2 separate regions of the Homo sapiens genome follow, and region 2 is linked to region 1. The links are chromatin contacts, found by Hi-C in ENCODE. All regions are on one chromosome and are shown on one strand. Each heading gives the region's core, a stretch centred on a gene start or an enhancer-like site at or near the end of the contact. The rest is flanking DNA. Distances are from core to core; before and after follow the strand shown. Region 1 holds the start of DCAF17 (DDB1 and CUL4 associated factor 17). Region 2 holds the start of PHOSPHO2-KLHL23 (PHOSPHO2-KLHL23 readthrough).

Region 1 (4,988 bases), core at 2,376-4,875:
GCAAGTGACAGCTTGTGCTTTAGGAAAATCACTCTGGCAGCAGTATGGAGGAGGGCTGGAATTAAAAGTACCCAAGTGATAGCAGCAGGAGGCAGACAAATCCTAGGCAGATGGGGGTGGGTCCCCAGTGAAACCTGACCTTCAAGCTGAAGACAGCTTAAAGCCTAGCTACATGTCCTGGATAAATCTATGGACCAGATCGAGAACCTCTCTTCCCATTTGGTGCACTTTCCTCTGATTGATCCCCACCCTTCACCTATTTTACATATACCCACCCTTCTCTAATTTGTTTTTTCACACTGTTGTGCCCACCTTTGAGTGGTGCCTTTGTTTTAGCCTATTTTGCATACTCACAAACCAATCAGCATGCACTTCCCCATTCTGAGCCCATAAAAGCCCCAGACCCAGCCATGCCAGAAGAGAGGCCAAACTACTTTGGGTGGGGGACCACCCTTGCGTCCCCTCTTGGCTGAGAATGAAAGGAGTTAGCCAGCTTGCTTTAGGCAGACAGTAAGGGAAGCGTCCCTGAAGAACCTACGACGTGCCCCAAAAGTGCTTACACCAGATGTTTTGTGCACATAAGGGAATTTGCACAGGGGGCTTGCCTAAACATGCCCACAATAGAAAATTCCATTCCCTAACACATGTGCAGTAAGGGAAATAACCAATATGGAGTAGCTCAGACTAAGGGCCCACGAGCACACTGGAAGGATGGGGTGGAGCCTCCAGAAATTTGCACCTTAAGCCCAGGTATTCAACTGTAAAGGGGGCAACCAGCAACCTGCTTTCAGGACCCCTTTCTTTACTGGGAGCTTTCCTTTCACTAAATAAATTCTACTCCACTCACTCTCCGGGGTCCACACACCTAATTCTTACTGATTGTGAGACAAAAACTCAGACCTAGCTGAGCTAAGAGCAAAAATCCTGCATCAAGAGCTGTTTTGTTGCTCAATAAAACTCTTCTCTGTCCTCCTCACCCTCCGATTGTTAGTGTAATCTCATTCTTGGACACAGGACAAGAGCTCAGGATGCCACCAAACATGGGTAGGAAGAAGAGAGTAACACGGTAGCTCTCTGCCCCACCAGCAGCGCCTGGTAGCCACCCTATGCAACAAGAAGCAGGGCGGGGGGCCAGGCCAGCCCCAGGGCCATGGGCGGGAGTGGGGTAACAGGACTGATAGGGCTGTTAACATGCCCCTGTTCGTCAGGCTGCAGAGGGCAGATCTAAAAGAGCTGTTAGCATGCTGTAACACCCACCTCTGGGGCTTCTGGGTTGCCTGACCCATTTGGTTACCACCACCTTCCCCTAGTCTGGACTCCAGAGCCCACTGTGGGAGTCACTTGTGACATGCCTGGTCCAGCCGCAAGCGGTGCACGGAGCCAGCTCCTGTGCCGGCACTTGGAGCAACCAGCTGGATACCACACAACTCTGCACTCACCAGCTCAGACACCCTCTCCTGCCAGGGGCTGAGCCCACAGTCAGGTGGCCACAGGATCCACACCTGCGTGCAAGCCAGGAGTGGCCCAGTGGGCCAGTTGTGCAGGGCACCTCCTGTGGCAAGCCCAGCCCGAGCAAGGCCTGGGTAGGTCTCCAGCTGCGGAGGTCTCCAGTGGCAAAGCAACGTCAAAAAAAAAAAATCCTGTGTCACAAGTAAGGCAGAAATTAAGAGACTACTTAATAATGTGATAAAAAATGGTGAGGCCCTAAATTACTTAGGTGAAATGAAGATGAGATGGATAAGAGTCTAAAGGACTTGGTTGTGGGTGAGGAACAGCAAGGCATCCAGGATGACTCTCCCTTGGTGACGACTTGGTGGTGAAATAAAGGCCACAAGAAAGAAGACAAACAAGTGGGGGCAAAGAGGAAAGAGAAATGAGAGAGTTGATGAATTCAATTCAGAAATGATTTGAATTTCATTTAAGCCAAAGAAAACCCAGTTATCTTTTCTGGGTTCCAGTTTTCTCAGTGACAGCTGCATTCATGAATTACCAAATTAACTATTGTAGCACTCTCTAAAAATATACAAAGCACTCTACCGTATGCTGTAAATAAGTCATGAAAAATCAGCAAAAGCTCGAGCCCTGAAGGAAATTCAGCAGGGTTAAAAAGAGATATGGCCAATGTTTACTAAACACTTAAACTGTGACCCAACACACTCACCCAGTACTGTAAGTACTCACTTAATGTCATCAACAGATTTTTGGAAACTGACTGTAAGCAAAATGACATATAACAAAACCATTTTTACCATAGGCCAATTGATATAAACAAAAGTTAAGTTCCTATAACATATTTCTGGTCACAAAAACATCACCAAACTCCTAAATACAAACCAAAACACTTCTAATATTAAACATTGAAATAAATGGGAGCTATACATACATTTAAGGAAGATTAATAAAAACAAGTAAGATAGTTATTTACCTAATTATTCCAGTTCAGGGTCGAGGGTGGCTGAAGCCTATCCCCTCAGCTCAGGGTGCAAGGTGGGAACCAACCCTTGGACACGACGACATTCCATCGCAGGGAGCACTCACACTCACACTCAGACAGGAAACACAGACAAGGCCAATTCATCCAGCCTGCACTGAGATGTGGGAGGCAGTACCCTGGGGTACCTGGTGAAAACCCATGCAGACGTGGGGAGAAGGGGCAAGATCCACACAAACAGTAGCCCCGGTAGGAAATTATTATTTTTTCTCATCAAGTTATACAAAATGACACTGAACGAAAAAATGCGATTCAAGGACCTGCTGTACTGTACTTTTTGCTCTGCCAGTCAGGTGCGATCGCTGGCTTTCTTTGAGCACCTATGAACAAGAGGTAGCATGCCCAAGTCCACGTGGGAGATACAGCGGCCCCACCCTTAAGGGACTTAGAGCATGGCGGTGGGACACATGTGGTGCAAGCTTGCTGAAAGTTTAGTGTGCTGGGAACTTTGAACATACAGGCAGGGCTAGTTAACAAAGTATATCTTTTACTTAGAGACATCGACGAGGAATATCTTAGGCCGTCCAATAAGAATGTAAGCATTTCATATTTTATTCCCTATAAAGAAAAAAGAATGGAGGCGAGAGGAAATGAAATGAAGCAATTATCGCAAAACCAGTCAGTGTCCCCGCAGGCCACCCAAGGACAAGCCTCCGGGAAAGAGTAACTCAATCCCAGTTTGGAGGGTGAAACTAAGAGTGAATGGGAAGCCAGCATCTTCCTAATACAAAAGCACAGTTTACCGTCCCCCTCAGCCAACATGCGGCTGAAGGGAAAGCCGCGGGGCGTACCTTTAGCACGGGACGCTGCTTTGGGGGGATCGCCCTCGACACAGCGCCCCTCCCGGCACCTGGCCAGAACCTCCCAGGGCGAAGGTCGGGGCCGAGAAGCTTGTGAGTACCGGGGCAGTGAGGGAGGGATCCCTAAGTGCAGGGCGCACACACGGGGCGGAGACCTGGAGGCGGCAGCACCGCGCCCCCAGGGCTCTGCCCAGCTAGCCACTCGCAGCACAGAGAAGCGCGCCCGCAAGACAGCGCAGCCTCCGCGGGCCGGAGGAGGCGGGGCCGCGGCAGGCAGAGGCAGGGCCGGGCAAGCCCTCGCTCCCCGCCGCCTGACGGGAATTGTAGTTCCTGGGAGAAGCCGGGCTGCCTCACGAGGCACTAGGAACTACATTTCCCGGTGAGAGAGCGGCTCCGGCCGGCCGCGCGGTACCGGAGCGTCGCACTGTCAGCGGCCAGAGAGCCTGGGGCAGATCGAAAAGGGAGTGCTTCTTCCCTTCTCTCCGCGCTCTGGCGGTGCAAGCGGCTCTGCTTTCCCTCGCCCCGCCGTCGGGTGCTCCCTGCCCGCCTCCCCGTGTCAGCTTTCCCTGGGCCCCGCCGGGAAAGTCTGGGCCTCGAAATTCGAAGGCAGCGGCGGCTGCCCAGCACGGGAGTGTGGGGCGCGCCACTCGGCGGCCCAGCCTACCCAGGGCCCGGCCCGCGCCTCCATGGGCCCGACCCGGAAGCCCAACGTGTGCAGCCGGCTGAGTCGCCGGGCGCTGGGCTGCTTCTCGCGCGACGCAGGCGTGGTGCAGAGGACCAACCTGGGCATCCTGCGGGCGCTGGTGTGCCAGGTGACCGCCAGCCGGCCGGGGCGGGACGGAGGGCCGCGGGCGCGCGGCGGCCGAGCCTCCTGCGGGGATGCGGTTTTAACGCGCTGGGGCCTCCCTTTATAGGGTCACATGTGATGGGGAGGAGGATACAAGCCCGGAATCTGGGATAGGTGGTAATAGGGCCACCAGCTGCTTTTAGTTTTACGCTTCTTATGTCTTACCTGGAAACAATTATTCTAAAAGTTGGTCACCTCATTAAGCCAAAACATGAGGGCAGAGTGGAGGAAGGATGCAAAAAGTTTTAAAATAATATAGGTGACATTATGTTGCTTTGAAAATTTAAAATCTAACTTAAAGCCTAAGAGTTCTTTCCTGAACGGAAATTCTTTATGTCTTTTAGGAAAGTACTAAATTTAAGAATGTCTGGACAACTCATTCCAGGTCACCTATAGCCTATGAGAGAGGAAGAATATATTTTGACAATTATCGGCGCTGTGTCAGCAGGTAACTTTTTATTGATAATTTTGCTGTAATTCACCTCACTGTTGATCTTAACTATAATTTGTATAGAACCACATGCCTACATTAGTGCCTAGTGAAATAGAATGAAAAAAATGGGTCCGAAATAAGACTAGGCAGTAAAAAATGCATGTAATTTTAAAATCTTGTTAAATCTAAAGTTGCAGGTGTCATTTTTGTAAATACCAACTTAAAGCAAAACTACAGTGCAGGCAAAACCACAGATTGTTCAGAGTACTGTTTAGTGTTTAGTCTACTTATACCACAGTCAAGAAATCCAGTTGCCAATCAAATAATTAGATGCTGCTTTGGAGAATTGATGGATTGTGTTTTGGAAGTACTTGCCTTTTTTTTTTTTTTTTAGAGAAATTTTTTCAAACAAAAGCC
Region 2 (5,296 bases), core at 1,243-3,742, 1.7 Mb before region 1:
GGCATGCCTTCAATGCTCGGGCAGGCAATTTACAACTCCATCTTAGCCTCTACTTCTTTCTTAAACAGAGTCTCAAGGTAAGTCATAGGTGAGAGGCATTTGCAGGTCTTTCCTGGGCATATACATAGCTCTATGCATGCACTTGGCCTTCTAGATTCCCAGGAATATGTCAGGAGCTTTCCAAAGCCCCCTATGGACATATCACTTCCCAACTGATCCTTTTAAGATTTTCGGTCAGCTTGTTGTTTGCCTCCCAACTGTATCACTGCCTGCCTGTTTCATGCTGTTATAACAGAATACCTGAGACTCGGTAATTCATAAGGAATAGAAATTTATTGGCTTATGGTTCTGGAGGCTGAGAAAGCTAGTATCGAGGTGCCAGCATCTGGCAGGGGCCTTCTTGCCGCATCATAACATGATGGAAGGCATTACATGGCAAAAGGGCAAAGAGAGGGCAACAGGCGCACGCACACACACACACACACACACACACACACACACACACCACACAGAGACAGAGAGAGAGAGAGAGAAAGAAGAGGGCCAACTTTCCCACTTTTATAATGAACCCATTCCCCAGATAATGGCATTAATCCCTTTACTCTGCCCTCATGGCCTATCACCTCTCATTAGTCCCTACCTTCCAACATTTTTACATTGGGGATTAAGTTCCCACACATGCCTCTGATAGCTGTGATATTTAAAATTGCCACTGAACATTTGACAAACATACTTGGTGAGTTTGAAGTCAGACTAAATAACAATAAGCCTCATGAGTGAGATTTTCCAAGGAACTATCAAACATGTCGAATAATAACAGTTGTCTGGCTTTGGAGTGGGTCAAATTCTGTTTTGTCCCCTCTACCAGTTGCTAAGTCACTATTTTTCACTGTGATTACTGTGGTTATCTAGGCTGACACGGGGCTGGGAGAAAAGTATAGGACTATGGCAAGTTAAAATGCCAAAAACCTTGCTGTTGTTACAAAAATCCAGCTGTTTTTCTTTAGTAAACACTCTACAAATTGTTGCAAGCCTTTGGTTAATTTCCAGAGTTCTGAAAAAGTCGATATTGATGATTTTTGCCACTGTTCTTGTTGATTTTATGGAGGAGAGGATTTCAGGCATAGATCCTATTTCACCATTCTGGCTGATGTCATCCCACTAAATCTTTATAAATTATTTATTTTACTAATAGCTGCACACATCTCTGAACCTCTCTCCAACTTAGCCTTCCCCTAAAAATGGAGATTAAAATTTAGCAGTGAGGCTCAGGTGGAAGCTTTTGAGCTAGTTGCCACAAAACATTATTTAACAACTATTAGGTAAATCTAAACCAGGTAGTGCAGAAATGCATATGCAGGAAAGTGAATGTGTGGGACTAATTGTGCTTTTCCAAAACTGGCCATGTTGGTACTGTTTCTTTCCTTTTACATGGCAAAAGTCCGCTGCTAACCTCATAAAACCTCCACTGCATAAATATCCACTAGTGAAGAATGACTGGCTGTCACTCTGCATCTGGTGCAGGGGGCACTATTGCTACAGAAGCTCGGGCAATGACATGAAGATACTTCAAATTGCCAAAGTTCTAGTTGTCACCATGACAACATTAATTGCTAATTTACAGACGTAAGAAACTGTTGTAGCTAGAATTGATAGAGTTCTTTAGAAGTCTATTTCTATTCCAAAATCAAATTGTTATAACAGGTCACCTGAATTACAGTACTTTATGTCACACGATTTTTTTTTAACTCTCTAAAAGCATTTGACTTAGAGAGAGACCTTATATTTACTTTAGAGAGGAGGAAATGGAGATATTTCCTTCAGAGACTTTTAGTAAAGACCAATCAGCAGGTTTGCAGAAGAGCCAAGCCTCTAAAGAGGTGACTTATATTTCCAAGAGATATTCCAATTCAATCAGTGAATAACAAACTTTAAGCGTGCGGGAAATTTAACAAAACCCAGACTCTCAGAGCTGCAACTGCGCAGTTTTAGGTCAGCTGGGGCTGGGGGTGGGGGTCTCTGATTTCCTATCTTTTCTCCACCCCTATTTCTGTAAACATTCTCCCACCCACTTCCACTCCCCGTTTCCCTCCTTCACCCATTCACCTGAGGGCAAGACGGCCTAACTTCACACAGAGCCCAAAGATGCTTATTGAGGATGCTTTCGACCTGGTGGAGTCCATTTCAAAAGGCAACTGAAGCCCTCATTCGGCATCCTCGCCTCTCACTCCATGCCGGGGGTCCAGAAACAATCCCTGTCCCTGGATAGGTCAGTTTAGCTCACCTGTACTTTCCTTCGCCCGTCCACAGCGCCGTCCAAACCGTACCAGCATCTCTGACGAGGTGTCCATGATGCTCCTAGATCTGGAAAAGTGACTGTGGCGCCAAGCGCCGCGGACGCCAGCCGGTGGAGTTGTTACTCGTACCACGCGGTTGCTTGGCAACGCCGCCGGAAGTGACGCCAGCCGTAGCCGAGGAACAAGGGAGGTGCTGCAGTTGGCGGTCGGGCTAGAGAAGAGAGGCGCCTGCGCTTGCGAGCTGGGCTTGTGAGTGGGGCTGCCGAGAGGGCAGGCGTGGGGCGAGGCCAAAGGACTGAACCCGCAGGAGCGTCACGGGCGCCGGGGCGGCTGCCGACGGCGGGACTGGGTCAGTGAGAAGCCCGTGGGCCCCCGCCCTGCCTGCTACTCCCATCCCCACCTGCGCGCTCCCCATGGGGGACGACCCCCGATTGGGTCCGATGCCTACCCTCGGGGTGGAGCCGGCAGGTGTGTGAGCGCGCGAGGCCTAGGCGTGGTGTGTGCGTCCGCAGATCTCCTCGCGGGTGGAGTGTGAGGAGCAAAGCCCTCCCTTAACTATAAAAACCCGCGGATTCGCTGACATAAACGCTGTTTTTTTAATCCTTTGGTTTCTGAGGCATGGTCAGGACTAGATGGGGCCAAGTTTTTTAAAAATAGGAATGTTAAAACGTAATGATATGCTTAGAATATTTACGTTAGGACCTTTGAGATATTTTAAATTTCTTGGTAAATACATGACCACAGAAATCTGTTAGGAGTAGCTGCGCGTTTGGTTTCAAAAGATGCTTTTCTAACACATTGATGTACAGATAACTTCATTACTAACAAGTTGGCTCTGACGTGTACACATAATGCACCAAATTGGAGTCTCTCAAAATGAAAGAACAAAAAGATTTTTAATAACGAATGTTCTAACACATAGTCGTGCTATTTTTCTTTAGGTTTTCTATCAGATGTTCCACGTAATAATGCTGGTAAGTATGGAATAATTAAGAAAATATTTGAAGACAGAAATTAGTTTGTGCACATACAGCGCTGGTAGGTTTTTGGAACTATACCTTAAAAAGTGTCAAGAACTGGGGGCCAGGCGCGGTGGCTCACGCCTGTAATCCCAGCACTTTGGGAGGCCGAGGCGGGCGGATCACGAGGTCAGGAGATCGAGACCATCCTGGCTAACACGGTGAAACCCTGTCTCTAGCAAAAATACAAAAAAATTAGCCAGGCGTGGTGGCGGGCGCCTGTAGTTCCAGGTACTCTGGAGGCTGAGGCAGGAGAATGGCGTGAACCTGGGAGGCGGAGCTTGCAGTGAGCCGACCATCGTGCCACTGCACTCCAGCCTGGGCGACAGAGCGAGACTCCGTCTCAAAAAAAAAAAAAGTTTCAAGAACTGGGAAGGAACAGAGATTTTTACCCTGTTTGCAGGCTAACTTAGCCTGGCAGTTTCATGGAAGACACAAGACTATTCATTTCAGGAATGAATTACTCCCAGCAGTAGCCAGTAAATCAGCAATTTCGCCTGAGTTCCCTAAAGCCCCAGTTCCCACAGGATAATGCAAAGTGGGCAAGAAGTCACCTAGATGTAGTGTGTGTCGAATTACAGGAAAGGAGCCCTGAGCTTAGGGAACCCAGATCTTTATCATTTGGACAAATAAGCATGTTTCTCAAGGCTGTCCAGTGTACAAACATCCTTGAGACAATAGTCTAGAGGAAAGGGCAGTCAGTAAGACATGCAGAACCACCAGAGACGCAGGGAAAATTGTCTCCCAACAACAATTTTCTGGAATTTTAACAAAATTGGTTACAAAAGTATTGAATCTCATGATTTGATGTCAGTTACTTGCCAATTTGACATGGTGGTCAGATATAATTTGACTTCAGACTCGAGATTCCAGCTCCAACCTGTGGATTGTCACAACCAAGTCAATCTAGAGTTATTTGTCCTATACCCACCACTCTTTTATTTCTTTGTTGTGAATTTAATAAGGTAGCATATGCACTCTGATCTGAAACAGAGTTTAAATTATTCTGAGAAGAAAAAAATTTTATTACAAAATTGATGTAGAAAAAGTGTGAACTACGGTTGAACCAACCATAACCATCCCACTGCACATGTAAACATTTTCTAAAACAAAAACAGGATTATACTGTACACACTATTTTGTGACTTGCTTATTTAATTTGAACTGAATATCTTGGCTTTTACTGGCTGGATATTCTGTTATTTGCTATCACATGCATATCTTACTTAATTATTTCCCAATTCTTGGATGTCTGTGTAGTTTTTAATTTTCATTATTGTGTAAAGTATGCAGGATATTGTTACACTATGGAAACATTGCAGACATACCAAATAGACATAGATTGTGCTTTTGAAGAGAACAGTTAACTTTTTGGAATTTTAACAAATTGGTTTCAAAACAGATTCACATTCTTAAAACTAAATCTTTGTTCATATTCTTAATTTTTGGAGACATTTTAATTTCTAGTACAGCACTAAATGTCTATTGACAACAGAATGTGGAACTCCTCTATTATTAAACAAGTACAAAGAAAAAATGGACTCTGAAAATCTCAATCAGCTTAACACTGATTTTATCCACTGGACAAAAACTTATTTTCACATAACATTTCTTATTTTCGACACCAAGTCGATACCAAGTGGAAAGCAAAACTTTGTTCTCCTATTGCCAAAAGATGCTTTTCTGACATTAGAAAAACAACATAATTAGAAAATACAAAAAAAAAAATTTTTTTTTTTTTGACACGGAGTCTCGCTCTGTTGCCCAGGCTAGAGTGCAGTGGCGCGATCTCGGCTCACTGCAAGCTCCGCCTCCCAGGTTCATACCATTCTCCTGCCTCAGTCTCCCAAGTAGCTAGGACTACAGGTGCCCGCCACCACGCCCAGCTAATTTTTTGTATTTTTAGTAGAGATGGGGTTTCACTGTGTTAGCCAGGATGGTCTCCATTTCCTGACCTCGTGATCCCCCGCCTCGGCCTTC

Evidence for each region. A loop is a pair of places that touch in the nucleus more often than their neighbours do. Pooled maps may share reads with other maps.
Region 2: a map of CD8-positive, alpha-beta T cell shows a loop between it and region 1 (17-fold over the local background). The contact joins the promoter of PHOSPHO2-KLHL23 here to the promoter of DCAF17 in region 1. A Hi-C loop is called at or near these places in 4 of 168 maps with a recorded cell type or tissue (CD4-positive, alpha-beta T cell, CD8-positive, alpha-beta T cell and naive thymus-derived CD4-positive, alpha-beta T cell) and 7 of 50 pooled maps.

What each region holds. Positions count from the first base shown.
Region 1 is chr2:171,430,601-171,435,588 of GRCh38, forward strand. It overlaps DCAF17 (DDB1 and CUL4 associated factor 17), which reads left to right and starts at 3,626. Exons shown (of 14, transcript NM_025000.4): 1 at 3,626-4,103; 2 at 4,483-4,586. The coding sequence starts at 3,978. It overlaps METTL8 (methyltransferase 8, tRNA N3-cytidine), which reads right to left and starts at 3,390. Exons shown (of 10, transcript NM_001321154.2): 1 at 3,283-3,390. RefSeq lists enhancers at 2,624-2,793, 2,771-3,331, 3,004-3,073, 3,893-4,452 and a silencer at 3,384-4,293.
Region 2 is chr2:169,691,977-169,697,272 of GRCh38, forward strand. PHOSPHO2-KLHL23 (PHOSPHO2-KLHL23 readthrough) reads left to right here and starts at 2,493. Exons shown (of 5, transcript NR_144936.2): 1 at 2,493-2,646; 2 at 3,239-3,271. CFAP210 (cilia and flagella associated protein 210) reads right to left here and starts at 2,429. Exons shown (of 9, transcript NM_001085447.2): 1 at 2,285-2,429. The coding sequence starts at 2,351. It overlaps PHOSPHO2 (phosphatase, orphan 2), which reads left to right and starts at 2,493. Exons shown (of 4, transcript NM_001008489.4): 1 at 2,493-2,646; 2 at 3,239-3,271. RefSeq lists an enhancer at 2,212-2,391 and a silencer at 2,522-2,801.